Linked DNA regions of Homo sapiens: all the other regions are linked to region 1. Evidence: chromatin loops called from intact Hi-C (ENCODE). Cell type or tissue: Caco-2. All regions are shown on one strand. Links, peaks and the distances in the headings refer to the core of each region. The heading gives the core; the rest is flanking DNA. Region 1 holds the start of AKAP19 (A-kinase anchoring protein 19). Region 2 overlaps HIBCH (3-hydroxyisobutyryl-CoA hydrolase). Region 3 has its middle 27 kb from the start of MSTN. Region 4 has its middle 59 kb from the start of AKAP19. Region 5 overlaps HIBCH (3-hydroxyisobutyryl-CoA hydrolase).

What was found. Peaks named below come from ENCODE experiments on the same cell type or tissue, not always from the same donor. Only the 100,000 strongest peaks of a DNase experiment are listed, where the experiment ranks them.
Region 2: a loop joins it to region 1, with 2.3 times the contacts of the local background. A loop is called at or near these places in 14 of 110 quality-filtered maps.
Region 3: a loop joins it to region 1, with 11 times the contacts of the local background. A loop is called at or near these places in 42 of 110 quality-filtered maps.
Region 4: it touches region 1 in a loop (7-fold over the local background); 9 of 110 quality-filtered maps call a loop at or near these places.
Region 5: it touches region 1 in a loop (5-fold over the local background); 8 of 110 quality-filtered maps call a loop at or near these places.

What each region holds. Positions count from the first base shown.
Region 1 is chr2:190,177,137-190,183,558 of GRCh38, forward strand. AKAP19 (A-kinase anchoring protein 19) reads left to right here and starts at 3,727. Exons shown (of 2, transcript NM_001042519.2): 1 at 3,727-3,973. RefSeq lists silencers at 3,083-3,182, 3,453-3,902 and an enhancer at 3,681-4,480. In Caco-2, for the core only: a CTCF peak has its summit at 3,243; DNase peaks (open chromatin) are centred at 3,215 and 3,855; H3K4me3 peaks cover 1,600 bases.
Region 2 is chr2:190,312,104-190,318,525 of GRCh38, forward strand. All of the region lies in intron 1 of HIBCH (3-hydroxyisobutyryl-CoA hydrolase), which reads right to left. Among named protein-coding and RNA genes, the nearest start is that of HIBCH, 4.5 kb to the right of the region's middle. In Caco-2, for the core only: a CTCF peak has its summit at 2,745; no DNase peak of the experiment used is centred there.
Region 3 is chr2:190,086,549-190,092,970 of GRCh38, forward strand. It overlaps a transcript of AKAP19 not described here. Among named protein-coding and RNA genes, the nearest start is that of MSTN, 27 kb to the left of the region's middle. In Caco-2, for the core only: a CTCF peak has its summit at 2,505 (motif pointing right); a DNase peak (open chromatin) is centred at 2,494.
Region 4 is chr2:190,118,784-190,125,205 of GRCh38, forward strand. It overlaps a transcript of AKAP19 not described here. Among named protein-coding and RNA genes, the nearest start is that of AKAP19, 59 kb to the right of the region's middle. In Caco-2, for the core only: CTCF peaks have their summits at 3,320 and 3,519; a DNase peak (open chromatin) is centred at 5,375.
Region 5 is chr2:190,273,792-190,280,213 of GRCh38, forward strand. The region is part of intron 6 of HIBCH (3-hydroxyisobutyryl-CoA hydrolase); the gene reads right to left. Among named protein-coding and RNA genes, the nearest start is that of HIBCH, 43 kb to the right of the region's middle. RefSeq lists enhancers at 3,832-4,126, 6,186-6,422. In Caco-2, for the core only: CTCF peaks have their summits at 3,610 (motif pointing left) and 3,906; a DNase peak (open chromatin) is centred at 5,622.

The DNA.
Region 1 (6,422 bases), core at 570-5,569:
CTCCTCAGTAAGTTTATCTTGTTTGCATTTACATTTTCCTCTACCCACTCAGTTGGCTTTGGCTTCTTATTTTGTAACCTGAGATAAGTTCTAGGGGTAGGGGTGGAGGTGGTGGGAGCAGGTGGGGAGTTAGTGTCATTTTCTATTCTTTATAAATCTTTTCTGTGATTTGCGTTACCTCTCTCTAGCGTACGTGAATTCTCTAGCCTCCATGTGAATGAACACTCGCAAACTATGCCATCCCCCTCTCCAGTCCTCACCACTTCATTATCAGAAAACCAACTGAGACATTTGACTCTCTGATATGCTTGTAAGAGCCCCAGTGGCAGACAAGTGAATCCCAGGGCCCGGATCCTTCCTGACAAGGCCACATCATCTCACTGCTTAGAGTACTTTTAGAAAGGAGGTCCCTTCTGCCTCGCCGGCATAACCTCCCTTGCTTCTCCCAGAGGTGCAAGCTCTGACTGGTCTGCCTGAGGCAAAAATGGAAGTTAAAGGTGCTCGTTTAAGTAGAGAAACCAGTGGCGGGAGTCAGCTATGTACCTCTGTGGTCTGTCTGTCTGACGTGGAAGTTTTATGGGGCTGGGGATGGAAATGGGAGTTCTTTACAGAGCAAAGAGTATGTGAGTGCCTTGATTTGATTCTGCTAACTGCAAGTTTACTATTTAAAATGCAATCCTCAATCCAGCTCAGTATTTGTTTCCTGTCAACAGCATGGACCCTAGGGTGAGATTGCTTATGTTCAAATTCCAGGATTTTATCATTGCTGTTTTTATGAGTTTTACTTCTATGAACTCTGGAGAAAACAAAACCACTAAACACTTGCTACGGCCCCTCACCCTAACCACATTCACCTCAGGCCATCGCTGGGTCCTTCGTCACCCCTTTCACTTCATTCCCCAGCTTTTAAAAAGTTATCTCAGCACTTTCAAAATCCTGCAGTTTGTCTCTGCCACCACCAGTTTGAGGAGTTCTTGGTTCCTGTTGCCTCTATCCTTGTTCAAGCCCAGGTGAGGACAGAGGGGCAGAAATGCTATGCCCTGACTCCCAGTTCTAGGCTGGGCAGCTGGGAGGAGAGCCAGCTTTCCCGAATCCCAGGGGCAGAGGGCGCCAAGTTCCCTCGACGCATCTTCCCTCCAAGTCTTACATGGCACCATCTTGACCAGAAGCATGGCCTGCAGTCCTGAGGAGAGAAGTCAAGGCTATTTTCCAGGCCCAACCTGCAAGTACCTGTTCACACTGGCCTGGACCTGAGAGAGGCCCCACAGAGAGGAGAGCAGAGAGGGCCACTCACAGAAGGGTGGTGGTGCGGTCTCCCCACCAGCCCCAGGCTTGTCCCTCCTGCTCTACTCTCTCCAGTGCACACCCATGAGGGCAGCCGGGCAGATGGCAGAGGCCACGGGCTAGGTCCTCCCTTAGTCATCCCTGCCAGACCTGACCTGGGTCTCCCCCACCAGCTTGGCCAGCCCTATGATGGCGAAGGAAGGGTCAGGCTCCAGCCTGGCAGGAGCAGCTTGGCTCGGTGTGTAGGCCTCGCTCCCTCATGGCCCGCTTCATCTGTAGACCAAAGGCTGGTCCAATTTGTTCTCAAACTGAGTGAAAGAAATTTTCAAGTTTATGGGTTTCTCTTCTGATGGAGGCCAGAGACTCTCACCCACTTTTTCTTTCCTTCTGACCTGGTAACTGGGAAGTAAAAAACACAAATTTCTAAGTGTCTCCTCTGCCTAGATCACATCAAGAACTGACGCCATCCCCTCAGTGTGGAACCCAGGGGTCTCCTAAGGATGATTCCAGCACTAGGTTGATAGAAGTTTAAAGCTGGGGAAGGAAGAGCACAAGAAAATTACATAACTTAAGTGAAGAACTAGGCCTAAAAGTGGAACCTTGCATTTGAGCATAATTATTTAGCATGGTGTGCCTGAAATATGTAGAACTGAATAATTTGTTTTATGTAAGTATAATCAATTTGTATACATTAAAATTGATACTGGCTGGGTGCGGTGGCTCACACCTGTAATCCCAGCACTTTGGGAAGCCAAGGCGGATGGATCACCTGAGGTCTGGGGTTCGGGATCAGCCTGGCAAACATGGTGAAACCCTGTCTCTACTAAAAATACAAAAATTAGCCTGGCATGGTGGCAGGCGCCTGTAATCTCAGCCACTCAGGAGCTGAGGCAGGAGAATCGCTTGAACCTGGGAGGTGGGGGTTGCAGTGAGCCAAGATTGCGCCATTGCACTCCAGCCTGGGCGACAAGAGCAAGACTCCATCTCAAAAAAAAGAAAAAAAAAATGATACTTATCAGAAAAATCAATTAATATAGGTATACTTACATTCTATGATTGTCAGGATGTACCAACTCCAATCCCATTAATCATACTAGCATGAAGAAAAATTACATTTCTGGGCCACTGGGTTTGTATATAACCTTAGCTAATTTAAGCCTGGATAAAAATAAGAATGCTTGATTCATTTAAAATCTGAGATTCTGGGATAGATTTTTGTGTAACTTAAACTTCTCAACTCTTCTGCAATCTAGGTTTATTTTTTACTATAATGTACCTTCAAAGAGCTAAGTCTCAGTTTATAGATTGTTAGTTTTTTAAGTTCCACTCTCTTTCGTTGTACTGCTGAACTCTGGGCCTCTGTGTCCTCATCTGTAATGTGGAGTCAAAATTATCACTAAGGTCCCTTCAAGCATGAATTTCGCATTGACTAATCCGTTGTAGAACACAAGGAAAATAATGGTTCTTTTGTAGTTCTCTTGGGACTTTTACTATTGCTAGAAATCATGCTGGGCAGATGCAGGCATCACATGGACTGTGCGGGGAAGTGTAACTCAATAATGGCCATGTTTTGAGGCAGTGGTATTCAATGCTTTAAAGAGTGAGAAAATGGCCTTTAGAGATACTTTGTTTGAAAGAGAAACACGCTTGGAAAATGTTCTTGAGTATTTCTGTATGGAAAAGTATAAAATGGATATGTCCTTTAAATGTTTAAGTACTTCCAACACTTTTGCTCTGCATACTCATGGTGCAAACGAGGTGGGAAGGGCGGAATCCCTGGCCTAGCTCTGCGAGAGTGGGGTTTCAGGTCAAAGCAGGTCTGGCAGCTCTGCCCGGCCCAAGCGCAGAACCCTTAGCTGGGAAGGCCGCGGCCAGGCTGCGGGGCCCCCTGCAGGCGGGCTCAGTGCCCCGGCCCAGCACCTGTTGTCCCAAGGCAGGCCCCGCGGGGGAGAGGCCTTGGAGGGCAGCGCCCCCTCTCACCAGGGCGGAGCTCAGGAGAGTTCGCAGCCCAGGGGGCCGAGACCAGGGGCAGGGCCAGCGAAATGCCTCGCTGGCTCTTACTTTCATTGACCTCTGCGATGCCTCGCTGGCTTCTGCTTTCATTGACCTTTGCGGGTCTGTTCCCGCTGCGGCGCCGGCAGCTGCTTGGTAGTTGCGGGGGGCGTGAGGGCGGTGGCCCAGACCAACCGGCTGGCAGCCCAGCTCCGCTCCGCCCGCCCCTGCCTCGGACCCTGCGCCTGAGGAAGTATCGAGGCAACCCTCTGCCACCCGAAGTTCGTGGGTCGCTCCCAGAGGGCGCGCCCTGGAGCCGAGCGCCCTTGGGCGGCCATCTGGAGGCCAGGTGCGGGCCGCGAACCCGCGAGGAGCGCGCGGCGGGCGCGGCGGCGACGGCAGGAGGAGGGGCCGGGAGCCCGGGCGCCGCCGAAGGACGCCCCGTCCTCCACATGCTGCCACTTGGCTGAGCCGGGCGCCGGCGAGAAGGCGGCGCCGCTGCCCTGGCAGCTGGACTGCACTTTGCCCCCGCCCGGCCTCAGCTGCCGCCCGCCCAGACGCCAGCAAGCCCCCCTCCCACGACAGGGCTGCTCCGGGAGCTTCGGAGACCCGCCCCGGGCCTGAGCGCAGGCTGCCTCCGGGACCCCACGGCTGTCCGGACGTGCCATGGGCGCGCAGCTGCCGGGCAACGTGTTGTGTAAGTGAACATCTGGGAGGTGGGTGACTGGTGAAGGGCGGGTGTCTGTCGGTCTTTGCTTGTCAGCTGTGCCTTTTAGATTTTTCAATGGCAGAAACCCATGAGTTACAGGAGGCTTTAATTAAACGAGACCGTTCTCAGCCAGCTGCCGTGGATAGAGCCTCACATCTCCGTCCCCTAATCGAGAAGAGTTAGCCCCTACCCCTTCAATTTTGTTCTGGGCTTCCCAGTGAAAGGTATCTCATTATGAGTTGCAATTCCACCCTGCTGCCTACCTGAAGAGTGAGTGAAGATTTTCAGGTAAGAGATTTGCCCGTGAACATTGCATTGATATGCCAAGCTGTCAGGCTTGTGCTCTGAATGGCATATCATGAGCAAAGTATTAGCTCTCGTGCTCTTTGGAGCTGTGGGAGGCTGAATATTGAGGTGAAATGATGCAAATAAGAAATTAAGAGGAGTAGACGGGTAAGATCCTTTAGCCATGAGTTAAGGGGTCAAAGAAGCAAAGCGGAACAATTGGAGTTGTCTCTCTTGTCTCTGGTCTGACACCAGCCCTTCCCCTATCCTTTAGGGAATTAGGTTAACATAAAATTGTAAACTAGTAAATGTTCTTATCAAAGACCATCTTTTTAGGATCTAGTGTATGTGGCAGCTCTCTCAGGGAAATTTTTAGATAAGAATTCGGAGGAATAGGGAATCTACTTTTATTATGACAAAGTATAAATCAAACCAAGATCAACAGTTGGCTATTCCTTTTTCCCTTTGGATGAGGCTGTTTTCAAACACCTAACATGGCTATCATAAATAGATGGCAAATAACATTATTTAGGCATTCTGCTTTCAAGCAGAATGGTCTGGAAGAATAATTTCAGTTTTTAATTTTGTTTTGCCATTAAACAAAAATTATAATCATTACTTATTTAGGTCCACACAATGTTGTAACAAAAGGATGCTTTAAAATTGTAGACCAACCTCCAATCCATTTTATTATCTCCTCTGTAGCACTCCTGACAGGCCAGCCACATTTTGATTGAACACTTCAGTGACAGGAAGCTCATTACATTTTGACGGGTTCCTCCTTTTCTGTTGTTAGCAAGGCCTTGTTTACGCTGAACTGACAATCACTTAGGAAGCAGTACCTGTTTCTCATTAGTCCTACCTGGCCAATAGCGCTCCAACTGTGAACTTAGAAACAAGATTTTTCTGCAAAAAGGATCTGAAACTTTAGTCAGTCTGAAAAGGGTCCATGACCCAAAAATAGTTAAGAAATGAAAGGTCTAAAGTGATACAAAATAATATTTTTGTCTCCTTTGCTTGACAGCCTTTCAGATCCCTGAGCCTCAGTTTCTCATCTGTAAAATGGGAATAATATACTTTGTCTAACCCTAGGGTTACTGTGAGGATTAAATTAATAATATTAATAAAGTACTTAGTAGAGGTGCCTAGGAGTCAGTAAATGTTAGTTATCTTCAATAAATACTAGTTTTTATGTTTCCTTCCTTACCTAAGACCCCTCTCTGTGCTAAAGATCCTTAGCCCAAAATTGAATTCAATAAGTCAGTTTAACCCAAACAGTGCAGGGTGCAATGAGCTGCCATCTTCAAATAAAATAATCTATTGCTTAATTGGCATTTGTAGTAAATACTCAGAAGTTGACTAAAAACCTCACCTCCATACCCCGTGTGCTTTGCTGTCAAGCAAAGGAGACAAAAATAAAGGTAGGCTTTATTAATTTTTAAATTATGCAGTTAAGCATTTCTTGAATCTGAATTTCTTTTTTCTCTTGGCTTGTATTACTTAAAGCCTCTGTATGGTTTGCAGTTTGTTAGATAGACGTTTTAATCTTATGTCATTCATCATGTTAATTCTACTTTTCAGTTTTGTGTCACCTACACATTTGCTGAGTTTATTCACCAGACATTCAAGTCACTGATAATAGATAGGACAAGTCCTTTTACTGTGACCGTGGTACCTCTAGAAACCTGTGGCACAGTAGGAATGGTCCTGGATTTTTGGAGGCTGGTTTTGGAGTCTGGCCCTGATACCTATTAGCTTTGTGACCTTGAGAAACTTCAGTATCAATAAAATGAGGTAACATCTGCCTTTCAGGGTGGTTGTTAAAATTCAAAGTATTGAAAGTGCCAAGTACGATAATGGCTGGAAATCTAGTTGGCCTTCAGTAGATTTTGCTTGAACTAATGAATTCGCTGGACTCAGCCCTTTCTTATCAAACTATTCTAGTCCATAGAGCAGTCTTCTCCATAAGGACATTATGAGAAAAATGTCTTGCTGAAAAGTAAAGATCTTGCATATTCCCTGATCTACCACAAAAGTAAATAACATTAGTTTAAAAATGAATGATTCTTAGCAAATTGTTAGTTCCTAGAAATCCGCAGTCTTTTCCTCCACCCCTCATTTTTCCTTGTTTAATGTTTAAGTTTCGAATTTT
Region 2 (6,422 bases), core at 601-5,600, 130 kb after region 1:
AAAGACAACACCGGGAACGGCAGTGATTGAGAGAGGCATGAGGAGGGCCTCTGGAATGCTTGTTTCTCGATCCAGGTGCTGGTGATTTAGGTATGTTTCATTTGTGAAAATTCATCAAGTTGTATCATTATGCTTTGGGCTTTTTAAAAAATGTCCTAAAAGACATAGCTCTTGCACTCGAGAAACCCACAACGTAATGACAGATGTGCAAATAAAAACACTATAGTTAGAATATACTAAGATGCATGCTTTTTGTTTAAGAAGCTAAATTTAAGATCTATGGAAAGAGGTCAAAGCTAGAATCAGTAGCTGCAGCAGCCTGATAAGGGCTGTGCACATGTGCAGATACATATACCAACTAATGGAACTGATAAACTGACAATCTGTTAATTTTTCAAGAATACTCTGAGATTATATGAAGACCAACAGCCTGAGGTTTCACAAAAGGCAATATCACCAGTTACCACTTGTAACAACTTGGATGACTGAATTTATAAAAATATTTGTAATCCAACTTGCCTTTCAGAATTTATATGACTTTTTTATATTACATTCAAATTGAATAATACTATACAAAAGAGAGAAACAACCTATTTGTTTAAGTCAGTTATAATTCACATTCCTGAACTAGCATTTTCTGAATTTGTCTCACAAGTAAAATGTAGCCCAGTAATTCCAAGACTGGTCTGTACATTAGAATCACCTGGAGACTCGGCTGGGCATGGTGACTCATGCCTGTAATCCCAGCACTTTGGGAGGCCAAGGCAGGCGGATCACCTGAGGTCAGGAGTTTCAGACCAGCCTGGCCAACAAGGCGAAACCCCGTTTCCACTAAAAGTACAAAAATTAGCCAGGCATGGTGGTGGGCGCCTGTAATCCCAGCTACTCAGGAGGCTGAGGCAGGAGAATAGCTTAAACCTGGGAGGCAGAGTGTAGAAAGTAAAAAGTTTCCTCTTCAAAGTTTTTCTTCCTGTTAAAGAATAAATCATAACTGTTAGAAATAATAATTTCTTTTAAAGACTAACTTTCTTCATGCCTCCTTGCTTTGTGCTAGTAACTCTTTGTTAAGCCCTATCCTACGTAACTATTGGACATGCTCACGGGCATGTTCGAGCTCACAGCCTATTCCCCTTATTTAAAAATGTTATTGCTTCCTTAAACCTTTCATAAGCAACTTCTTTGTTCTTCCCTACACTTACCTATTTAGGCTATTAGCATATTGGGTATCAGTTTAAGAGTGTGAGGTCCCACTCCAGCCAATGGATGCAGGACACAGCATTAAGGACAACCCAAATGCGTAAGGGATAAATATGTCTGCTTTTCCTTTGTCAAGTGTGCTCTCGCCATTGTTCCATCTGCAATTGGGGACCCTTTCTGCAGAAAGTAAAAATGGCCTTGCTGATAAATCTTTTGCCTCCGTGCTGACTTTTCTTCACAACACCACTTATCTAACAATTTTGGTATTTCTAACACAGAGGTTGCAGTGAGCCGAGATTGTGCCACTGCACTCCAGCCTGGGTGACAAGAGACTCTGTCTCACAAAAAAAAAAAAAAAAAAAAAGGAATCACCTGGAGACTGCTAAAAATTCCAAAGCCCAGGTCACACCCAAGACCAATTAAATCAAACTCTGGAGGTGGGGCACAGGCACAGATACTTTGTTTGAAGCTCCCCTAAATGATTTCAAAGAACGAAGCTGTCATTAAAAATCAACACTAACACTTTATAATTATGAAACTGAAGTGACAGATCATATCTTATTTAGGGATACTTTCTAAATAAGGTTTTCATAATTACTTTTAAAGTGTGAACTACACTACCCTAAAACACCACGTCTAAAATGTTTTCAACTTGACTCAATTTTATCTTTCTGGAGATTTTAAGCATAAAAATCCAGAATGACTTTGGATTCCTTAATGAGGCCAGTACCCAAATGTAGGTTCAAGGTTCAAGAGGGTGTTGCCAGATTTGCAACTATTATGTAACAGTGTAAGTACTAACTGCAGTGTTTTAACAAGTAAACAAAGAGAACTCAGGACTAACTCCAAGTCCCAGTTTTATATATAAGACAGAATTTTATTTAACTCAAAGAAAGTTAATGTAAACCTATCAAACAAAGCCACTGTACACAATATTTATAGGTCACAAAAATCTGTGGACCAGTTACTACAAAAAAAATATATATATATGTATATATACATATATATGTGTATATATATGTATATATGTATATATACATATATATGTGTATATATACGTATATATATACGTATATATGTGTATATATATGTATATATATACGTATATATGTGTATATATATATACACACACAACCAAATTCCTTGTCAAATACTATATAATCACATTGCTTCCATTTGGTTGGTTGGTTGGTTTTGAGACAGAGTCTTGCTGTGTCACCCAGGCTGCAGCGCAGTGGCACGATCTCAGCTCACTGCAACCTCTGCCTCCCAGGTTCCAGCAATTCTCCTGCCTCAGCCTCCCGAGTAGCTGGGATTGCAGGCATGCGTCACCACACCCGGCTTATTTTTGTATTTTTAGTAGAGACGAGGTTTCTCCATGTTGGCCAGGCTAGTCTTGAACTCCCAACCTCAGGTGATCCGCCCACCTGGGCCTCCCAAAGTGCTGGGATGACAGGTGTGAGCCACCGCACCCAGCCCATTCGTTCTAATTCAAATTCAGCTGTCACTTAAAATTTGATATTAGCTTTTATACCTCAAAATGTAATTGAGAATTCAGTGTCCCCAGGTAATTCTGAATTTATGATCTTTCTTTTCTATTGGTTCCAAAACTGCCATCTGGTGGAGAGGAAGAGGGCATGCACCTCTCCGCTCCTTTTTTTTTTTGAGCCTGAGTCTCTCTCTGTCGCCCAGGCTGGAGTGCAGTGGTGCAATCTCGGCTCACTGCAGGCTCTGCCTTCCGGGTTCACGCCATTCTCCTGCCTCAGTCTCCTGAGTAGCTGGGACTACAGGTGCCTGCCACCATGCCCGGCTAATTTTTTGTATTTTTAGTAGAAACGGGGTTTCACCATGTTAGCCAGCATGGTCATGATCTCCTGACTTCTTTCTTGATCCGCCCGCCTCAGCCTCCCAAAGTGCTGAAATTACAGGCATGAGCCACTGTGCCCGGCCTGCTACTTCTAATTTCTTAATTAACTTTATCAGGCTTATTTCCTTCAACTGATGTCAACTTGGCTTTTTAGAACAGTTATTCTCAAAGTATGGTTCTTGGACAAGTACCATCAACATCCCCTGGAAACTGACTAGAAACTGAAATTCTCTGCCCCACCCCAGACCTACTGAACAAGAAACTGTGGGGCCCAGAAATCTGTGTTTAACAAACCCTCCAGGTGGTTATGATGCGTGAAGTTTAAATAAACAACTGTCTTAGATGAGAACTTTATCACTCAGGAACTTTTTGCAATTATCCAATAAAACAAACATGGCCTCACGAAATTAAACAACTACATGAAACTGCTTAAGCAGGAAGAAGACATCACAAAGTAGTGCTTAGTGAAAATTATTATCCCAGAAGTAGGCAAGGTGTGAACAGAGCAGAAAATCAAGTCCAGGAGGCCAATAATTTAGGCATGGGGTGATGAAGAACAGCAGATGTGGAAACAGAAGGGAGTGATATTATTAAGAGTTTTTATAAAGTAAAAACTCAATGGAAAGGAATGTCAAAAATGACTTTAAGATTTCAAGCCAGGACAACCAGGAGAATATAGAAAAGACAGGGAAAGAAGCTAGCTGGTTTGCAGGACGAAATACAAATTCAATTTTTTGAATTTGAATTTGTACTGACATAAGCAGAAATAGTCAACAGAAGAAAGAGACTAGAGGTTGAAAGAAAAGTTAGAACTAAAGGTATATCTTATGCCACATGCATGTACAATCACTGAGACACTGGAATCTCTCAGCTTTCTGTAAGGAATAAATGAGAAGGCTGCAGTTGAAAACTAATTGCCAGAAAGATGCCAACTGTAACTGTGGTATTGGTCAGCAGCATTTTATTTTTGTATTCTATTTATTTATTTATTTTTAGAGACAGGGTCTCACTCTGTCACCCAGGCTGGAGTGCAGTGGTATGATACATGGGCTCAAATGCAGCCTCAATCTCCTGGACTCAAGCCTCCTGAACAGCTAAGACTACAGGCGCACACCACCACACCTGGCTGATTTTTAAATTTTTTGTAGAGAGACAGTCTATGTTGCCCAGGCTGGTCTCAAATTCATGGGCTGTGATCCTCCAGCCTCAGCCACCCAAAGTGCTGGCATTACAGACTTGAGTCACCATGCCCAGCCGAGCAGTTTTAAAACTACTAACATTATCTGGATGGAATGGTAGAGATTAAAAAGAAGAAAAACAGAAAAAAACTACTAACATTTAAAAATCAAGACATTTCACCTAAAACTGCACTTTTTCCAGGTTTTCCAGAAAAATCAGTAATAATGGAAACCCTGGGTCTATATTCTATAAGGGCAACAATGGCTGGGGCTGAGAAGCTGCCTCCTCTCTAGAGCACTCTCTCCAGTTCACCAGTCCCCCATGCTGCCATCTAGCCAGCATCTTTCAATGCTTCCTTCTCAGCCTCTGCATTCAGGCTCATGATTCCTAACACAGAAAACAACCTAAAAGAGCAACAAAGATTGAGCCTTTGATCAACTAAGAAACAACTAACTAGAAGTAAAAGAGAAGACAGGCAAAGAGCAAGAACCAAAACAATACAGTTCAGCAGAGGATGGAGGAGATGGAAAAGGCAATGAGGCCTATTAACAACCTAAAAGTACCCTCTTCCTGTTATTTCTATTTTTAGAGACTAGGTTTTTCCATGTTGCCCAGGCTAGAGGGCAGTGGCACAATCATAGTTCACTGTAAACTTGAACTCTGTGGCTCAAGTGATCCTCCCACCTCAGCCTCCCAAGCTGGAAGGATAGGCGTATGCCACCATACCCAGCTAGTTTTTTTATTTCTTATTTTTTGTAGAAACGGGGTCTTGCTATGTTGCCCAGGATTGTCTTGAACTCCCATGTTGGCCTCTCAAAGTGCTAGGATTACAGGCATGAACCACCACACCCAGCGAAGAGCAACCTCTCTGATGAGGCTTCCTGACTCCCTCTCCCTATCTAAATCTGGCTCTCATAACTGTACTTGTCCCTTAAGACACTTACCAGAATTGGTAATCAAAAATTACTTTTGTCTAATTATGTGTTTCCTATCTGCTCTCCTTTCAGACTCCAAGGGCCCTACATAAGGAACAGTAGGAAAACCAAGTAGTCCAGAGTGGCTACAGGATAATAGAAATGCCTAGAACTGTGCTTCCCAGCAAGTAGAACAGAACAGTAGGTAATTGTTCATCCATGAATATACTGGGGCCAAATCTGTGAAATCCAGACTGGTAAAACTGTATTTAATTGCATAAGCAGAAGGGCACCTCTGTGAGATTCTGAGAAGAATGGCAGGCACTGAAGTAAAACCTTAGCGAGATTAACCTGGCAATCTTGTACAGAAACAATTCACACTGGGAAGAGGAAAAAGTGATTAACTTTGAGACTACTGTTGAAACCTGAATCCACAGGAAGAGGTTAAGGTTTGGGAGTGTGGGAGAACTTAGGTAAGTTTGAGAATCTAGAAGAATGATAGTGCCAAGAGAGACAAAGAGTAAGGGTTATACTTACGTGCAAATTTATTTTTCTTTTCCTTTTTTCCTTTTTTTTTTTTTGAGACAGAGTCTCACCCTGTCGCCCAGGCTGGAGTGCAGTGGCATGATCTCGGCTCACTGCAACCTCCCCCTCCCAGGTTCCAGCAATTATCCTGCCTCAGCCTCCCAAGCAGCTGGGATTACAGGGCCCTGCCACCACACCCAGCTAATTTTTTTGTATTTTTAGTAGAGACGGGGTTTCACTATGTTGGCCAGCCTGGTCTTGAACTCCTGACCTCAGATGATATGCCCGCCTCGGCCTCCCAAAGTGCTGGGATTACAGGTGTGAGCCCCCGCGCCTAGCCCTTAAGTGCAAATTTATATATGAGGTGCAACTGAGGCATTCAGAGGGTTGTGACCAGCATTAGAGCTCAGGGCAAGTCAGGTTAGACAAAAATTTGAGTTACCCTAAGACAGATGATTTGGGAACCAAAAAAAAAAAAAAGTCCAAGAGCTAAACTGGCACTGGGGTAAGGAGAGGCGGTGGAGAGTGGCATTAGAAAAGTAGGCCAGTACCGAAGAAGCCAAGGGAGGCCAGAGTTCAAGTGGGGCTGCCCAACACTGTCAACCATGGCCCAAGGCCTTTTTTCCTCTCAGAAACACTTTCCGTGGCACCCTATTCCCTTATACAGTTGTGGGTTAGGGTATTGTGGACTGGACCATCTTGGCCTCTGCTTTCTAGGATAATACCCACTTCAGGGCTGA
Region 3 (6,422 bases), core at 590-5,589, 91 kb before region 1:
ATTTGTAACTCCCTCTTCCACTTCCCTTCCCATGCTCCCTTTGCTCAGTTATCATTTTAGCTAGGTGTTATTATTTATCAGTCAGAGTGACCTGAACCTTCATTCCTGAAATATCTGAACCATTGTGGTTCTTGCTTGGCTTGGTTTGCTCTAATCTTGTAAATTTTACCATGGATATGGAAGGAATTGCTCAGATATGGATATGAAAGGAGTTGCTCAGAGAATGTCTTGCCTTTGAGACATGGTCTTCCCTCTGTTTTGTAGTACCACCACTTTTCCCACTTTATGATTAGGATTAATTGTCCCAGCGAATACAGTAATCCCTTTCTTTCCTTGTTGGTTCAGTGCCTTGAAGACCTCAAAGTGGCTGATGTGGCAGTCTCAGCTTCCATTCAAAGGAACCCTTCTAGTGTTTCCTGGAAAAAGTATTCCTTCCATGGAAACTAAGAGCACAACATTGTGAGGTTGGAAACAAAAGTTATGTGAGTAGGTCATTAGGAATAATAATGGAACCACCAATACTTTTACACTTTCATTTTCAGATCTAAGTATTCTGGCTATGGAAGAAATAGCATTATATATTAGTTGCTGGCTTGGGAAATATACAATAACTTGTGGGACAGCAACCTAGTCTTACAAGTGGCAACATAAGTTGTCAATAGATTATTCTACCATTTAATCAAGTCAGATTTTTCCAACAGACATGAAACCATTTCTTCAACTCAGATTCCTTAAATCTCTCATCAGTGAGACTAGCCAGATCATAGTGGGAGAAAAGAATCCTATGTTCTTAAGCCCACACGTGATCAACATGCCCGTTGCTAGGGCCAAAGTGTTCATGGGCCCATTGTACAAGCGCCAGGGTAGCTAGGGGAGGCAGCTAACTGGCATCCACAGGATTGGCCATACTCTTTACTTGATTACTGAGAATCTGTTTTACAGTGGATGCCTTTTAGTAAGCATTAATTTGGGACACAGATATTCTCACTCTGCTTACTCTGAGAGGCCCGTCCTAAAACTCTTCCTCAGGCCTCCCTTTAACCATTCCTCAAATTCTGTTTTCCAACCCGCTGACTCCTTGGCCAAAGTGCCACTTGCCTGTGAATCAATGTCGATCTCTACTTCTGTCTGTCTTCCAGTTAGGTTTTGAATCATACATCATGAACCCTTCCACCCTGAGGTCTTTCCACCCTGCTCAGGGGCATCCTCAGAGCAGGCTCTATAGTGTTCCCAATTGGTCATGAAACCAATAAACCTCTATAACCTTTCTAGTCAGAATGGGACAATCTTCTATCTTGTTCTTTTTACTTAAAGCCCTCTTCTCCCTTCCTTCTCCAGGGCTCCTACCATAATCTTTTGTATAAAAGATAAGGAGTTTTAAAACCTCAGATGGCTTAAGTTTTCCCCATGCAAAAAATTCCGGACACACACAAAAAAGTAGAAAAGAACCTGGCTACCTGCTTGAATAATTGGAGAGGAAAAAATTACAGAGATCATCCCTGAAACACTGTAAAGTATGTATAGCTGATATTATTATACCTATTTTAAAGATGGCAGAAAGGAAATGTGGAAGGAGTAAAGTGACTTTGCCAAAGCTTCCATAACTACCTAAGAATATGATCAGGGACCAGGATTATGCCTTCTGGTACAGTGAGAGGAGAGTGAATGCACAAACCCCATGATCGTGATATGTCTGGGGACCTCTGATTTAAGGAGTGGAGAAAGAGAAGTATTGATTGGTAGAAGAAAAATGAAGATGCAAAGAGCACTCATGAGTGGGTGGTCCCAGAGCTCTGAGTAGAGGGTAAGAATCAGAGTCAGGCCTTCCAGAAAATCCCAGTATAAGGTCCTTTACCATCGTTTCCTTTTTGTCCCTTTGCTTAGTACATTATCAACAAGTTTTAGAGGCAAAGAATGGAAAAGGACGTAAAAAGAATATCCAAATAAATATTTCAAAAAGATTAAAATAGAGATGTGGAACATAGGTAACCTAGTGAAGGACAGAACTACTTAACATTCCAAAAATAAATTTGAGTCAGATACAAAGTTGTATAAACTCATAAAGGCTAAAGAAAAAAAAAGTATCATGTTAATATCAATTAGAAATTCTCTCTTCGGCAAAATTGAGTTTTAGTTAACTAGATCAAGTGAATATTTTAAAATCAGTGTAAGAGATTTTTCCTGGACATCTCATTTTGTGTGTTATAGATACTTTTATTAGTTGTAACAGAAAACTCCACTGATGGAAACAGGCCCAAGAATTGAGGAGACATCTTTACATTCTGGTAATCCCAGCTGTGTGACCTAAAGCAAGTCATTTAACCTCTCTGGGCCAAAGGCCTGTTTCATCAATTATGAAGTAAGGAGGTTATGCTAAATGTCCTCTAAGCGTTCTCCCAGCTCTCAAAATCAGTTTTTCTATGAAAATTTTAGTTATTCTCATGGAAGCCCTGACTTAGGTTTTTAGTTTAAAAGATAGGCTCCAGCAGGGGTCACTATAGCCACATCGAGCTTTGAGTCCAATGCTCTTTCATGTTGTAGTTGATTGTGTGCAAATCACAGTTACCCTTTGTCTTGATTTTTCCATCTGAGACATAGACTCTCTTTGTACCTAAATGTAATCCAAATCGATCTTCAAATGTACTCAGCATGTCCATTTCAACTAGGTTTTGTTGTTGCTGTTTTTGTTCTCTGATTCTTTTCATTTATTTATTTATTTATTTTTACGCTGAAATTGGAGATCATTTACTTCCTTTGACTCTGGGGTCCTTCAGAAAAATATATTTTATTTGATTAGCTATGTTTAATTTTTTGCCTCTGAGAACTGTGATGAGTAAGTATATTTCTTTAAATATATGAGATTACATTAAAACAAAACACAAAATTCAGTCCTATCCTGAAGGTTTTTAAAAATTCTATGTACACCTGAAAAATGTATTCAGCTCCTTTAGAACCCCTTTTTGAAAATTCTAGAATTCTTCTAATGGCTTCTACTCCTCCATAGTTAACTTGCTACGTACATGAAGCCAGAATAGACTAGTTCATATATCCAAGAGCAGGGTAAGGATTTCAACGCCAGTTCTAATTTCAATATTACATGTTTTTGCCCTAAAAACTTAGTGACTGTACATACACCATAAAGAATTTGAGGATCACTGTTGATGCTCAAAGGTAGACATTCAGCAAAGTGTTACTCCCGAAAAACCACAGGACTCCCCAGAGTCCTAAGTTTTAAGAGTAAGTCTTGAGTCTTACGTCCTAAGTCTTAGGACTCTTGAGGACTATGATTCAATTTAGGACTACTCCAGAGGGGTTCAGTCTGCCCCAAATGCCCTCCACAAATTCCATATACTATGCAAAACCTAACACTGGTTCAATTGTGCTAGGAGTCAAGGAGAGTTAACTTCTTACACCATGCAGAGCAGTGTTTCTAGTCCTTTGGCCTGGTATATATGCCCCTTTCCCCAAACTACTCTACTTAACCTAGAGTAGTTCTTGTAGGTGTATGGTGTGCAAATGTAATCTCATTGTCCCTTTTTTCTCCTTATAACTACCTGCCTGCTCCTTTGGGAGAGACTGATATTACCCTTTTCAATTGCAGCACTCCTGCTGCTGCTGCCATTTCCAATATTATTGTGTTAAAGTCCTCATCTAGGCAGGTAGTTGGGTTTATTTCTAGTTGTTAGCAAGCGAAGAAAGCCTTCTATACACTCCTTTCACAGTAAGTAGGGGATGGCCTGGTGACAAACACAGTGAAAGTGATGGTGTATGACTGCTGAGACTAGGTCATAAAGGGCATTGCAGCTTCTGCCTTGGTCTCTTGGATTGCTCACTGAGAGCCAGCTGCCATGCCTCAAACAGTGCCATGGAGAAGATCTGAGGCCTCCTGTCAATAGCCAGCACCAATTCGCCAGGCACATTAGTGAGATAGCTTCAAAGCAGATTCTTCCCAAGTGGATTGAGTCTCCTCTCCAGACTTCTTCAGAACAGTCTTTTTTCTACTTATGTATAGCCTCAAACAACCACCTCAGTCTTGATTTTATATAACCAAGTTAGCTGCCATAGCTAACTGATCACGTGTCTTTGAGTCCTAGCCTGTGTAAGGTTTGTATCCCTTGCCTGATCATGTGTGAAAGATGGAGGTACATAGTTCAGACAAGGCTCTGATAAAAGGCAGAAGGTGACTCCCAGGGAAAAGTGTGTGAGCTGAACAGGTCCCTCAAATGGTTTCTATCAATGTCCTGTCCTACTTCTCCCCTACCACTAGTACTTTCTTATCACAGTACTAATACTTAGCGCACTGTAGTCTAATTGCCTGCTTATTTTTAATGTCCGCTCTTTTCTGTAGGCTCCTGAAGGGCATGGACTCTAGCTTATTACAGACATACCCTGGCATCTAGCACAATACCTGGCACATAATAGGTAATAACATAAATTTTGTTGTAATAAATGAATAACTTTGTTTCAAAGGTGTAAGCCTTATAAAAAGACTTTGATATTTTTACTGTAGAGTTGCTAACACATTAATAGAAGAACCATCCACACAATTTGAGAACTGAATTTTACTGTTTACCAGTTGACACTTTGCTTCATATTTCTAAGAATAGGAAATGCCTATAAAGTTCAACAATATACTGCCTTTAAAAAGAAACTTTCTAATGCCATGTAAATCAGATAACTTGTCAGCACGTCAGTGGCACATGTCTACATTCAGGGACTGAAACAGAAACTCATTTTAAATTTAATTCTAAAAGACTGAAAAATATTATTACAGAAAGTTCCAGTTTGACACATATGAATTTATTTCAGAAAGTCTGCTATCTCACAGGAATTCTAACACTAGGATACTTTGATAATAACTGAAAGGAATTTATTCAAACTGTACTAAAATATGCTACAAGAGTGACCTACTTTTGAAAGTAAAGAACTGTTTCCTATGTTTCTTAAAGTAGAAGAGAACTTATTTGTATCAAATTAGTAGTTTATCCTCTTTTGTTAAACACACACACACACAAGTAGCCCAAATAGAACCATTTTAAGAACTGAAGAGGCCATGTAATCTACTTTATTGATTACAAAGCCTAATTGATTGTGTAAATTATGTCTTAAATTTCTAGAGGCCAAACTTTCGATCTTGAGTTTGTACCAGAATATCCCTGTGATCCCTTTCAACTACAGAATTTTAGGATTCTAATTATAAACACAGAAAATATAAATGTGCTTAAAATTCTTGGTTTCTAAAATAGTTTTTAATACTTGAAATAATATGATTACAAAGTAATACATATTCATCACAGAAAATTTATAAAATATAGAAAACACAAAGCCAAAACTAAAAATCACTCATAATTCCTTTATTCAGGAGTAATTAATATTAATATTTTTGTTTATCTACTCAGTAAATAAACAAATTGACTGACTACAATATCTTCCTCAGAAATTAAATATTTTTACACATTTTTAAATGACTTATCATTAAACATGACTATACTATATTGTATTATGTTATGTTAATATATGGCAATTTATTTCATTAATATTCTACAGTAGGACACTTAGATTCTTTCAGATTTTTGTTATAATAATATTCAAAACACATACTTAATGGCAAATCTTTTTGTAAATATGTGTGTGGAGGCTAAAGCAAAATTATCTGGATGCTAATTTGTCATGTTGACTGCTGATTAACTCCAGTTCCAAGAAGGCCTCTAAGATTTCCAGTTTATTGATTGTTCCTTGTGTAAGAGAATGTACTTACTGTAAATCCTGCCCTTAGGTCAAAATGACCTTGATATTATACATCAATTGTCCTACACATTCCTTCTGAATCACACATATCTTTTCCTTATGTTCTATAAGTCCTGGGTCTCGGGGGTAAGGGCACAGGGATCCACCGTTTTGTCTTGCCACTCCTGAGACACAGGCATGGTTTCTGTTCCTAAGTCCCTATCAAATGTTTCTTTCTCAGAAACTGGGTTTGTCAGCCTCTTTCTTTGGCCTCTCTGCTTCCTTGGACTTTCTGGGGTAGGTTTGCATAGACCTGTCCACCTCAGAACAATATGTATATGTACTATTTAAAAACATACACATTAATACACATATTTTTAAGAATCTGAGTCAATTTTCCAAATTATCATTCAGAAAGATGTAGTGATTTAGAAGTCTAACAGAAGTATTCAAAAGTTCCTGTTTCCCCCAAATCCTTGCCAGTCCAGAATAATAGCCTTTTAAGAAATCATTGTCGGTCTGATCTGTGAAAAATATTATTTCCTTGTTGTGAGGATAATTTTATACCAGATCAAAGGAGAGGAGTAGGTATTAAAACTAGAGTTCTACTGACTAATTCTAAACTCTGTGAAGAGTTTTACTTACAGCGAGTCGATTGCTAGAAGCAGAGGAAAAGGGAAATACCAGAAATACCC
Region 4 (6,422 bases), core at 910-5,909, 58 kb before region 1:
AGCATTCCCTTTGAAAACAGGCACAAGACAGGGATGCCCTTTCTCACCATTCCTATTCAACATACTGTTGGAAGTTCTGGCCAGGGCAATCAGGCAGGAGAAAGAAATAAAGGGTATTCAATTAGGAAAAGAGGAAGTCAAATTGTCCCTGTTTGCAGATGACAGGATTGTATATCTAGAAAACTCCATTGTCTCAGCCCGAAATCTCCTTAAGCTGATAGGCAACTTCAGCAAAGTCTCAGGATACAAAATCAATGTGCAAAAATCACAAGCATTCTTATACAGCAATAACAGACAAACAGAGAGCCAAATCATGAGTGAACTCCCATTCACGATTGCTTCAAAGAGAACACCAGGGTTCTTGGTCTTCATGCCAGTTTAGATAAAATGACACGGACACACATGGAGTGGTTTTAAGGAGCAGAAAGTTTAATAGGCAAGAAAGAAAAGAGAAGGCAGAAGGAAGAGGCTCCCCTATACAGAGATAGAGCGAGGCGGGCTCCAAAGCTGAAAGAGGGAACCCCGCGCTTAGGTAGTATCAGCCAGTTATAGGCGATGGCTGGAGGAGGCGGTGTCTGATTTGCATAGGGCTCAGGGGATTGGTTTGACTAGGCATGTCATTCACGTAGCCCCCAGAAAAAACTGGCCCTCCCACCTTAGTCTTTTAACACGCAAATGCAGGGCACTATGAGTTCTGCACACGTGGGGATACGTGGGGGTGGCCACGCTTCCAGGCACATGTGGGGGCAAGGGCAAGAGGACAACCGTGAGAATCGCTATGTTGGGTGGACCCAGTTTCTAACGGCTTGCATTTGCATATTAAAGGTTGCCAGCTAGGGTGTAAGAGCCAGGGTTTTCATGCTAGACAAGAGCTGCGAAAAAACCTTCCAATAACCCTTTTTTCCTCTCTATCTGCCTAAAATAATTTCTTATTAACTCCTACCACAGTTAGTGTTAACTCCTTGGCTCCCAGTAACAATCCCATGTGACATTCTGAAAAAAACAGATATTTGAAAGAAAAAATTGGCCAAAAAGATGAAGTGCAGCAAAGAAATGAAAAGTGGTAATGCTGGAAATGAAATGCAAATTGAACATAAATGGAGTTATAGGAGAAATAGTAGACTGAGGGAATGTTGACATTGTTGCCATGTGAAAGACCCTGGATATATAACCAGAGGAACTTTGTAAAGGCAGACTTATCAACACAAATGAGTAAAGTAGTTGTAATGGAAAAGATGAAGCTGTCTCAAAGCAGGGGTCCCCAACCCGAGGGCCGCGGACGGTACCAGTCCGTGGCCTGTTAGGAACCAGGCCACACAAGAGGAGGTGAGCAGCGGGCAAGTTTGTTTACAGCCTGAGCTCTACTTCCTGTCAGATCAGCTGCAGCATTAGATTCTCATACGAGGGCAAACCCTATTGTGAACTGCTTATGGGAGGGATCCAGGTTTCGCGCACCTTATGAGAATCTCCTGATCATCTGAGGTGTAAAAGTTTCATCCCGAAACTAACCACCCCACTGCCCTAATTTTTTATGGAAAAATTGTCTTCCGCGAAACCAGTCCCTGGTGCCAAAAAAGCTGGGGGGGGCCTGTCTCAGAGGAAGTGATGCTGGCAAGAAAACTTCACATTAAAGGCAGTCTTAGAGATATTTGATGACACTGAAAGCATAAAGGATAAAATTAATGCTGATACAAACTTAGAAAGGAGTATAACAATTTGCCAAGGCATAGAAAAGACACGGGCTCTATATTGTGTTACATGACAGGAGAAACAAGGCTGGAACCACTCAAACTACTCTCGATTATTTTTGAAGAAATAACTCACTTTAATTCCCTATGTTTTTGATGCTTTAAGTTGCAGTATGCTAACTTATTTGTTTTATAAATTTTTAATTTCCCTATATATTTATAATCAGCAGTAGGAAAAATTTTAAAGTTTTGACAGAATTTTTTGAAGTTGTAGAACAACTGTAATTTTTGCCTTTGATTATTAAGCTCTCTTGGCACAGTTTCAGGTAGCACAGTCATTTTTAAAGTCCCACACTTCCATGCAAAGCAGAGATTGCTTGGATGATAAAGGAATTTACCTTACAGGATTGTTGGGCAGATTAAAAGAAGTGGTGCATGTCAACACCAACTATGAGATCTGACATATAGTAGGTTCTTAATGAGTGTTCTCTATTTTATGTGACTATTACCAGCTGCTTATTCTTTTAGGAATTTGGGGGAGTTCGTGTGATTATGTATGACCTATTTTATAATTAAAATTTGATAGATTATTAATGTTGGAAATTTTTTTTAAAAGTGTATTCCAAACTAAAAATCTAAGTCTTTTTTTTTTTTTTTTTCTTGACAGGGCTTTGCAATGTCACCCAGGCTGGAGTGCAGTGGCATATCATGGCTCACTGCAGCCTTGACTTCTTAGGCTCAAGTGATCCTCCCACCCCAGCCTCCCAAGTAGCTGGGACTATAGGCATGTGCCACCACACCCAGCTAATTTTTTAATTTTTTGTAAGGACAGGGTCTCTCTATGTTGCCCAGGCTGGTCATAAACACCTGGGCTCAAGTGATCCTCCTGCCTTGGCCTCCCAAAGTGCTGGGATTACAAGTGTGAGCCACCAGACCTGGTTTATTATTTTCTTCAGAACAATTTTTGATAGCTATCTACCCCCTCCAAAATATTCACAAAACTTATGAGTCATTCACAGACTGGAAACACCACATTTATGGGCACTTCCATTAGAAAAGTATTCAAATGAATTATAAATATGATATTGTTTCATTTCCTTATTTTATTTTCATCTATCTCTGGGTTTTCCCTTTAAAAATAAAAAGTGCCAAGTTCCTTTAAAATATGCTTTTGGGGATTAAGGAATTAATATTACATGAAGCTCATTTGGGAAACTACTAATGGAAGTACCATAATGATTATAGACAGGTAGACTTTTCAAAGGAATCAGTTCAGCAAGACTGATTCTTATGTGGGAATTTTAAGACCCAAGAAAAGCAATGGAAACAGAGCAGTAAGTATGTACTTATTACTTAGAGGTTGGTCCTATATTGAAACTAGAGGCTTAAAATACCCATGGGATTTTTTGTTTTTGTGTTTTTTTGTTTGTTTGTTTGTTTTAACTAAGTGATGATGTGTTTTGCTGATGAATGAGAACTTCTTTGAGGGGGAATTTGTGAGTTTTAATGCTCTTGAAAAACAATGTATCTGTTAATGGAATCTAGGCAGGTTACTGAACTGATTGATAAACTGAGTATGGCTTGTATCAGCTTTTGTCTTAAGGGAGAAGTAAAAATCATTTAACCAATAAAATGGCAAAGTACTTGTCGATAGATATTTTAAAAGAAGCAGTTGAGCTAAGACTGCAACCTAGTGGTGAGTTTGTGACTGAAAAACAGTGACTGCATTCATTCTAGGCCATTGATAAAAGGGGCATTTGAATTCAAGATGAGAATGAACAGGCAGAAGTCCATTGTGCCCTTGTGAAGACTGATCTGAAATCATGGTGGAGCAGGGCTAAAAATGGGGAAAGATGGCTGTTACCAGATCCTTGAGGCTGTTAATTTTATGTATTTTCTACTTTATCTGAAGCTTCTGCTCACTTATGTCAGTTTCTTTGTCTCTTTAAAGATGAAGACCTTGTCAAAACCACTGTAGTTTATCTTCTCACACTGGTTGCACTAACTTAGTTTATTTGTTTAATCAGTTTCACTTTAGGGCAGACTTCTGTTTCCTTTTATTTTTGTAATTAAGGCAATTCAGATCATACTCTTCTTTAATTCCAGTAAGTTTTTCATGTGAGAGGATTCCAAGATGATTCTAAATGTCATTCTCATTCTTTGACTCCACAATAGTGCTTGGCTTTTTACTGTGTAATGTAGCCTTTATTCCTTACAAATGCTTATTAGAAACTATATTTATTACAGTTTCACATTGCATTGTATTAATATGGAAAATATTATTGACATGGTAATGCTCAGACTTTGTTCTTTTAATGATGATCACCTCTCTCTCTCTCTTTTTTTTTTTTTGTTAGAGACAAGGACTTGCTCTGTCACCCAGGCTGGAGTGCAGTGGCATGATCATAGCTCACTGCAACCTTGAACACTTGGGCTCATGCTATCTTCCTACTTTGGCCTCCTGAGTAGCTGGGACTGTAGGCATATACCACCATGCCTGGCTAATTAAAAAAATTTTTTTGTAGAGACAAGATCTCGCTATGTTGCCCAAGCTGGTCTTAAACTCCTGGCCTCAAGTGATCCTCCTGCCCCAGCCTCCCAAAGCACTGGGATTACTAGCATGAGCCCCCCACACACACACTAAATATAGAATATTCAAGAAATATAGCATAAGAACTTGAATATTTTAATTGTTATATAACTTATTCTGAGTTTTTAAATCTGCTTGTATCTTTTCTCATTTTCTCATCAATCCTTTTTAAGCATATATTTAAGAATTTGTTCAGTGTTTCTTGATTTTTATTGTCAAATCATCCTTGTTCTTAGCACTCTGACTTTTAGTTAGCTTATATTAACTTTCTTTTATATAGTTTTATTTTACCTGCAAAACTACCTGTGATTTGTTTGTTTCCCCCTTCCAAATCTTTTTCCCTGGCAAAGCTTGATATTTAGGTGTGAAGGTTAGTTATTCTGTGTGCTGTAAAATCAGTCCTGTGCTTTCATAAGGATTATCAAAAGATAATATTATTAGCTTTTAAATTCTTTCTCCACTTCAGGTCTTCCACATTTAATTTAAGTGCATTTTCAGAAAATGTCAAATTATCTCAAATGTATATGCTTCTAAGTTTTGAAGATGTGAATCCATAGCTTCTCTGATCGCTCAGGATTGCAAGACTCACCACAGTAAATTGACTACAGAAAGCCCACCCCTGTCAGTGAAATGATGCTGTGATGGCTAATTTTAGGAGCCAACTAACCTGGATTAAGAAAAATCTAGAAACCTGGTAAAGCATTATTTTTGGTTGTGTCTAAGAGGGTGTTTCCAGAGGAGATTAGCATGTGAGTCTGAGCGCATGTAGGTGGAGAAGATCCACCCTCAATGTGAGTGGCCACCATCCAATCAGCTGGGGACCTCATGAGAACAAAAACAGAAATGATGGATGTATTGATCTATCTCCTGGAGCTGGGATACACTAATATCCTACCTTGGACAACAGAACTCCAGGGATTTCTGGACTCAAGTCCTTTGGACTCAAGGATTTACACCAGCAGCCTCCCTGATTCTTAGGTCTTCTGCCTCATACTGAGAGTTATATGATCGGCTGCCCTGGTTCTGAGGCTTTCAGACTATGAGCCATGCTACTGGCATCTCAGGGTCTCCAGATTGCAGATGGCCTGTCATGGGACTTCTCAACCACCATAATAGTGTGAGCCAATTCCCCTGATAAGTCCCCTCTCATACCTATGCAGTCGTGTCATCCAACAACAGATGTATGTTCTGAGAAATGCATTGTTAGGCAATTTCATTGCTTTGCAAACATGAGAGATTATACTTACACAAACCTAGATGGTGTAGCCTACTGCACACCTAGGCTATATGGTATAGCCTATAACTTCTAGTCTACAAACCTGTACAGCATGTTACTGTACTGAATGCTACAGGCAACTGTAATGCAGTGGTAAATATGTGTATATCTAAATATACAAAAGGTACTGGAAAACTACAGCATAAAAGATTTTAAAATGGCAGGAGCGCAAGGCCAGCCTGGGCAAAATAGTAAAACCCTATCTCTACAAAAAATAAGGAAATTAGCCAGGCATGGTCATGCACACCTGTAGCCCCAGCTACTCAGAAGTCTGAGATGGGAGGATCACTTGAGCCCAACAGTTCGAGGCTGCAGTAAGCTATGATCAAACCACTGCACTCTAGCCTGGGTGACAGAGACCCTGTCTTTTAGCTTACTGTAACTTTCTTACTTTATAAAAACTTTTTAATTTTTAAAGATTTTTCTACCCTTTTGTAATAATTCTTAGCTTAAAACATAAACACATTATACATCTGTACAAAAATATTTTTTCTTTATGCCCTTACTCTATAAACTTTTTTCTATTTTTTAAATTTTTTATTTTTTACTTTTAAACTTTTTTGTTAAAATCGAAGACAAAAACACACACATTAGCCTAGGCCTACACAGGGTCAGAATCATCAATATCATTGTTTCCACCTCCATATCTTGTCCTCCTGGAAGTTTTTGAGGGGCAGTAACACACATGGAGCTGTCATCTCCTCTGACAACATGCCTGCTTCTGGAATACCTCCTGAAGGACCTTCTGGAGGCTGTTTTACAATTAACGTCTTTTTTTTGGAAGTATAAGGAGTACACTCTAAAGTAATGATAAAAAGTCAGTGCAGTAAGTTTGTTTACACCAGCACCACCACAATCATGTGAGTTG
Region 5 (6,422 bases), core at 820-5,819, 97 kb after region 1:
ATAAAATTATTTCATCTCTTCTTTCATAAACTCTCAGGTTCTCTTTTTTTTCCTGCGGCAGGGTCTCAGATGCAGTGAGACAATCATGGCTCACTGCAGCCTTGAATTCCTAGACTCAAACAATCCTCCCGCCTCAACCTCCCAAGTAGCTGGGACTACAGGCATGCACCACCATGCCTGGTTAATTTTTTGGAGACACAGAGTCTCGCTATATTGCCTAGGCTGGACTTGAACTTCTGGTCTCAAGTGACTCTCCCACGCTGGCCTCCCAAAGCGCTGGGATTACAGGCATGTGCCACTGCGCCCGGCCTCTCAGGTTCCATACTAAGTAAAATAAATGTTGTTATGAAAAACCCGGCACTTTATTATTTAATTAAAAAATGGTTTCTTAAAATGTCTTCTATTCAACTGTCACTAATAGCAAGAAACAGAACACCTTTTAAAACTGAAAAAAGGTACCCATTATGTCTAACAAGTCTTTGCAATATACTAACATAATTCAATCTTTGAGCACTGTTCATTCTTTTTATGAAAATAAGAACATGTCTTCAATGACATTAATCAGTGGATAAACATAATCTGATTCAGTAGTTCCCATTTAACAGAGCACTAGTCAACTTTCATGTGGGTAGTTTGTACTGCAATAAAGTCATTTGGGTAATGTATACGCTCATTATTTTTATTCCATTCCAATTCCCACTTCTCTAGTCATGACAACATGCTCTTTCTAAAATACACTTTAAAACTTAATTTTCTATTATTCATTGTGTGTGGTGGGGGAATTTTCCCTTTACCTTTCTGAGTTCTTAGCTGGGACTGCTCCAACAAGACAGACCAACAAGAGAAAAACAGTTTATTAACATGTATACCTCATGTATACACAGAAGATTATCCAGGGAGAAATAAAAACTCTCCAAGAGGGAGCCTAAAACTCCAGCTTACATAGCAACTTCAACTCGAAAGGATGTGAAGGAAGGTTACCACAAAAAGCATGGTAAATAAGAGAAACGATTGTTTTGCAGATTTATGTTGTTATCTCTGTTGATAGGAGTCTCTTGCAATTTGGTCATCCTTCTCTTCCCCAGAAAGGGAGACACTCTTACAAATAGAGATTTCCTTTCTAGGTACACATTTCTCTTACAAAAAGGTAACTTGTGCTGTTTTCAGAGATGATCCTGTATCTGCTGGTTCTCAAAATAATCTGCTCAAAATAATCATTATGCCAAAGTGGCATATTTAGGGTGGCATATTGTGGTCTCCTATAATCAAAAAACCCTCTCACTAGTAGCATCTTAAGAGCATTTTGAGAAACACAAAAACAATACCTTACTGTGCCATATTTTGAGTTAGGTTGGGGAACCAACTTCATTTCTATTCGAAAATGCAAGAGGTGGTGGAAAAAAAGGAAGACTAGGAGGGAGAGAGAGGAGGAGAGAAGAACCTAAAATGTTCTTTAAATCCAATTCAGTTGGGGAGGGAAACAGGAGTGGTACTACATGTATGAAACAAAAATTTAAGGATTGTCCTCTGTTCTATATCTACTTAATTTTATATTTAAACAAATCTGTAATTGTTATATTCAAGGAATCTTCAAAAAGTTCACGGAATATGCATTATTATGAAAAAACTATGCAAGAACTTCAAATTTTTTTGTATGAAAATCAACTCTTACTAATTTGTCATAACATACCAGAACAGGATCTAGCTTGAGGTCCTAAGAGGGATAGGACAGCAGTCTGAAAGGGCCCCTATCAGAGCAATATGAATTACGCTAAAATTGAAGCAAGAACAAATATCAAATTTATGGTAAAGCTTGTGTAGAAGAAAAGTAAAATCACTGGTGAGTTGTGAAAAGTTTGTGAGGAAAATGCCTCAAAGATATCAACAGTTTACAAATAGATAACTCTTTTAAAGAAGGCATGAGACAATGTTCAAGATGCCCACAGTGGCAGACCATCCACATCAATTTGTGAGGAAAAAATTTATCTTGTTCATGCCCTAATTGAAGATGATTGAGAGTTAATGGCATGAACAATAGCCAATGCCACAATTCTTTTATAATTGGTTCAGTTTACACAATTCTGACTGAAAAATTAAAGCTGAGCAAACTTTCCATCCGATGAGTGCCAAAACCATTGCATCCAGATCTGCTGCAGACAAGAACAGAGCTTTCAATGGAAATTTTAAGTAAGTGAGATCAAGATCCTGAAGCATTTCTTTGAAGAACTGTAACAGGAGATGAAACATGGCTTTACCAGTATGATCCTGAAGATAAAGCACAACCACAATGGCTACCAAGAGAGAGAAGTGGTCCAGTCAAAGCACAAGCAGACTGGTCAAGAGCAAAGGTTGGCAACAATTCTTTGGGACGCTCAAGGCAGGTTGCTGGTTGACTTTCTGGAACACCAAAGAACTATCATGAAAAGTTAGCCAAAGCTTTAGCGGAAAAAGGCCCAAAGTTTCATCAGAGACTCCTCATACACTATGTAAATGCCCCTACTTACTCCGCTCATCAAACAAGGGCAATTTTGAGAGTTTCAATGGGAAATTATTAGGCATCCACCTTATAGACCTGATTTGGCTCCTTCTTACTCCTTTATGTTTCCTAATTGATATAGATTGGATATCTGTCCCCTCCAAATCTCATGTTGAAATTTATTCTCCAACATTAGAGTTGGGGCCAAATGGAAGGTGTGGTCATGGGGGCAGATCCCTCATGAATGGCTTGGTACATCCCCACAGTAACGAATAAGTTCTCGCTCTATCAGTTCATACAAAAGCTGGCTGTTTAAAAGAATGTAGCACCTTCTCTCTTTCTCACTCCCTCTCTCGCTATGTGATATGCCAGCTCTCCTTCCCCTTCTGCTATAATTGGAAGTTACCTGAAGCCCTCACCAGAAGCAGATGCTAGTGCCATGGTTCTTGCACACCCTGCAGAACTGTGAGCCAAATAAAATACCCAGCCTCAGGTATTCTTCTATAGGAACCCAAACAGACTAACACACCAGTCTTTAAAAATCTGTAGATGGCACCCATTTTTCTTCAGTTACCAATATAAAAAACACTGCATTTGCATAGTTAAATTCCCAGGACCCTCAATTATTTAGGGATGGACTAAATGACTGGTATCACTGCTGACAAAAGAAGTACCTTAAATTTGACGGAGCTTATGTTGAGAAAAAAAGTTATTTTTATTTCTATCTTAATTAATTCCATTTTTCCACAAACTTTTTGACGTCCCCTCATATTAACTTAAGAAAATGCAACCCCAGATGTTTTATATAAATGGCAAAAGAGATAAAAAAATTTGTCTTCCCCAGAAACAGAATAAATTTAGTCATTTAAATATCTATTCATAAAAAAATTGTTTCTCTTTCAGAAACACTGGAATAATTTTACATAATTCTGATCTACCATGTGGAGAACCACTCAGTAACATTCATTTTTATTTTACTGTATTTCAAAATACTGAGTAAATGTTTGAATTTCTAAAATATTAAAGATACTGTGCTACTCTTCATGGTGGGTAACAAGAGAAAATAAAACTGTCATTTTCTATACTGGAAAAAATAAAACCTTCTATAACAAAAACAAAAGGAAAGCCGTGGGAACCAAGCTCTGTGGCGCCATCTTTTGGACTGTACAAATTCTTAACAAAATTCTTTTACATTATTGTAAGAAAAAATTTATTGACCAGAATCAAGCAAGTACTATTCCTATGCCTTTTAAGCCCTGTTAGCTCCACGTTATTCTCACACTTCTGTACTAGGGTATGTTAAATAAGCAGAAGCCATTGAACTGAGACTGTCTCTCTGCACTTTGAGTTCCTTCATAATAAATTGCAACCTTAGTAAGAAAATAAACTGAAACCTAATTTAAGAGTATAGTTTTGTAACAAACAGCCATGTTTCAGCCAATCATAGGCAGCCAACTGATCAGACCACACCCACAGAGAGTAAATATCTCATCACACCATGCCCAAATAAGGCAAATGCCTTGCGGTAGCCAATCAGGTAATTTCTCTAATTTGCTTCCACATTCAACCTATGGAAGCTCACTGCTCATGCTGCAAGGTGGAGCTCTCTCAACCTCTTCTGGTTCTGCATGCTGCCAGATTCATGAATTGTTCTTTGCTCAGATAAAGTGTTAAATTTGTATGAAGATTTTCTTTTAACAGATTAAAAATGTATATATACTAAGCCTACACTAAGCAATTATGTGTAATACTAAAATTCTACTAAAAATTCTGAAAATAAAGGCTTTCTGAATAACAAACTGTAGTCTGAACACCTTACAAAAATTGTTCCTAAAGTGAACTCCCCTCCCCCTAGAATCATCATTACCTGAGAACTTGTTAGAAATGCAAATTCTTGGGCCAAATTCCAGACTAAACTAGAGATGGGGCAGGGAAAGAATCTGCTTTTTTTTTTTAAGATGGAGTCTCGCTCTGTCGCCCAGGCTGAAGTGCAATGGTACAATCTTGGCTCACTGCAACCTCCACCTCCCGGGTTCAAGCAATTTTCCTGCCTCAGCCTCTGGAGTAGCTGGGATTACAGGCCCCCGCCACCACATCCAGCTAATTTTGTATTTTTAGTAGAGAGGGGATTTCGCCACGTTGGCCAGGCTGGTCTTGAACTCCTGGCCTTAAGTGATCCGCCAGCCTAGGCCTCCCAAAGTACTAGGATTACAGGCGTGAGCCGCCGTGCCCAGCCTAGAATCTGCTTTTTAACAAGCCCTCCAGGTTACTCTGATACAAACTAAAATGTGAAGAACAGTCTTTGGGAGATTTAGAAAAAAGTCACAGGAGACACAACCACACACAAGAACCTGTAGAGCAGCAGTTTTTAACTTTACCTTCACATTGGTAACACCAGGGAGCTTTAAAAATGCCTAGGTCTCATAGCACCACTGCACTCCAGCCTGGGCAAAAGAGTGAGACTCCATCTCAAAAAAAAAAAAAAAAAAAAGCCTAGGTCTCACTCCACTGTCCACTATCCAATTTAATGATTATGGGAGATAAGGTAAGCCTAGGCACTGGAATTTTAAAAAGACTCCCAAATAATTCTAAAGTGCCAACAAGGTTGAGCGCCAATGATCTAGAGGATTACATTTTCAGAAGCTAGAGTTCATAAAACATCTTATATTAAGAAATGCTGGTGTCTTAAGTTTTCTGTTGCTGTAACTGAGTATCTGAGACTGGGCAATTTATAAAGAAAAGGAATCTATGTCTTACAGCTCTTCTGGAGATTGGGAAAGCCAAGGTTGAAGGGCCATATCTGTTGAGGGCCTTCTTGCTGGTGGGGACTCTCTGCAGAGCCCTGATCTGGTGAAGGGGCAAGAGCATGCCAAACTGGCTTTTAAAACAGACCCATTCCCATGGTAATTAAACCATTCTTCCTGTGATAACCTATTAATCCATGAATGGATCAAACTACTCTACCCTCATGACCCCATCACCTCTTGAAGGCCTCACTTCTTAATACTGTTACATTCAGGATTAAGTTTCAACATGAGTTTCGGTGGGGACAAATATTCAAACCGTAGCATTCCATCCCTGACCTCCCAAACTCATATCCTTCTCACATACAAATACATTCACTCCAGCTCCATATCCTCAAAGTATTGTTTCAGCACCAACTCAAAATTCCGAAGTCCAGAGTCCCATCTGTGAAGCCTGTGTAATCAAAACAAGTTATCTACTTCCAAGATACAGTGGTAGGACAGGTATAGGGTATACATTCCTGTAAAAAGTAAAGTAGAGGATCCTCTTCAAAGAGACTTTCCTCCCTGTCTAATTAGGAATAAATAGTAAATTCTCTTAGAAGCAAAATTTATTCAAAGACCTGTGCTAACATTCTTAGATATCTGCTAGCCTTAATAAAGAAATCAATGTACTTCGTGTTCTTAGCTCCCACATTTAGCCTAAATATTTGCCCTGGCATGCTTATACTGGTCCAAGCAAGCATTAGGTCATAGCCTGTTCCTCTTCCTTATTTGGAGGTGTTTTTACCTTTCTCAGCATTCCACAAGTTACTTCCTCCTTCCTTTGTTCTCCTCTGCCTTTGCCTCTTTTAGAAAGTTCTAAGTTGCTATCCAATTGGGACAAATACAGAATGTGAGGTCCCGTTCCAGCCAATGGAAACCGGACACAGCAGTAGGGTGAACGCGTCAGGTTATAAATTACCCTGTCCCCTTTGTTCGCTGTACTCTTGTAGCAAAACTGCCGGCAAGTGTACTCTTTCTGCAGAAAGTAAAAATGGCCTGGCTGAGAAAATTAAATTTATGTTCAAGTGCTATTTCTTTGCGGCACCGGGGAACAAGGATTTCTAACATTCCCATTCTAAAAGGCAGAAATAGGCCAAAAGAAAGGAGTAACAGGCCTCAATTAAGTCTTTAAAACCCTGAGAAAGAAGACATTAACT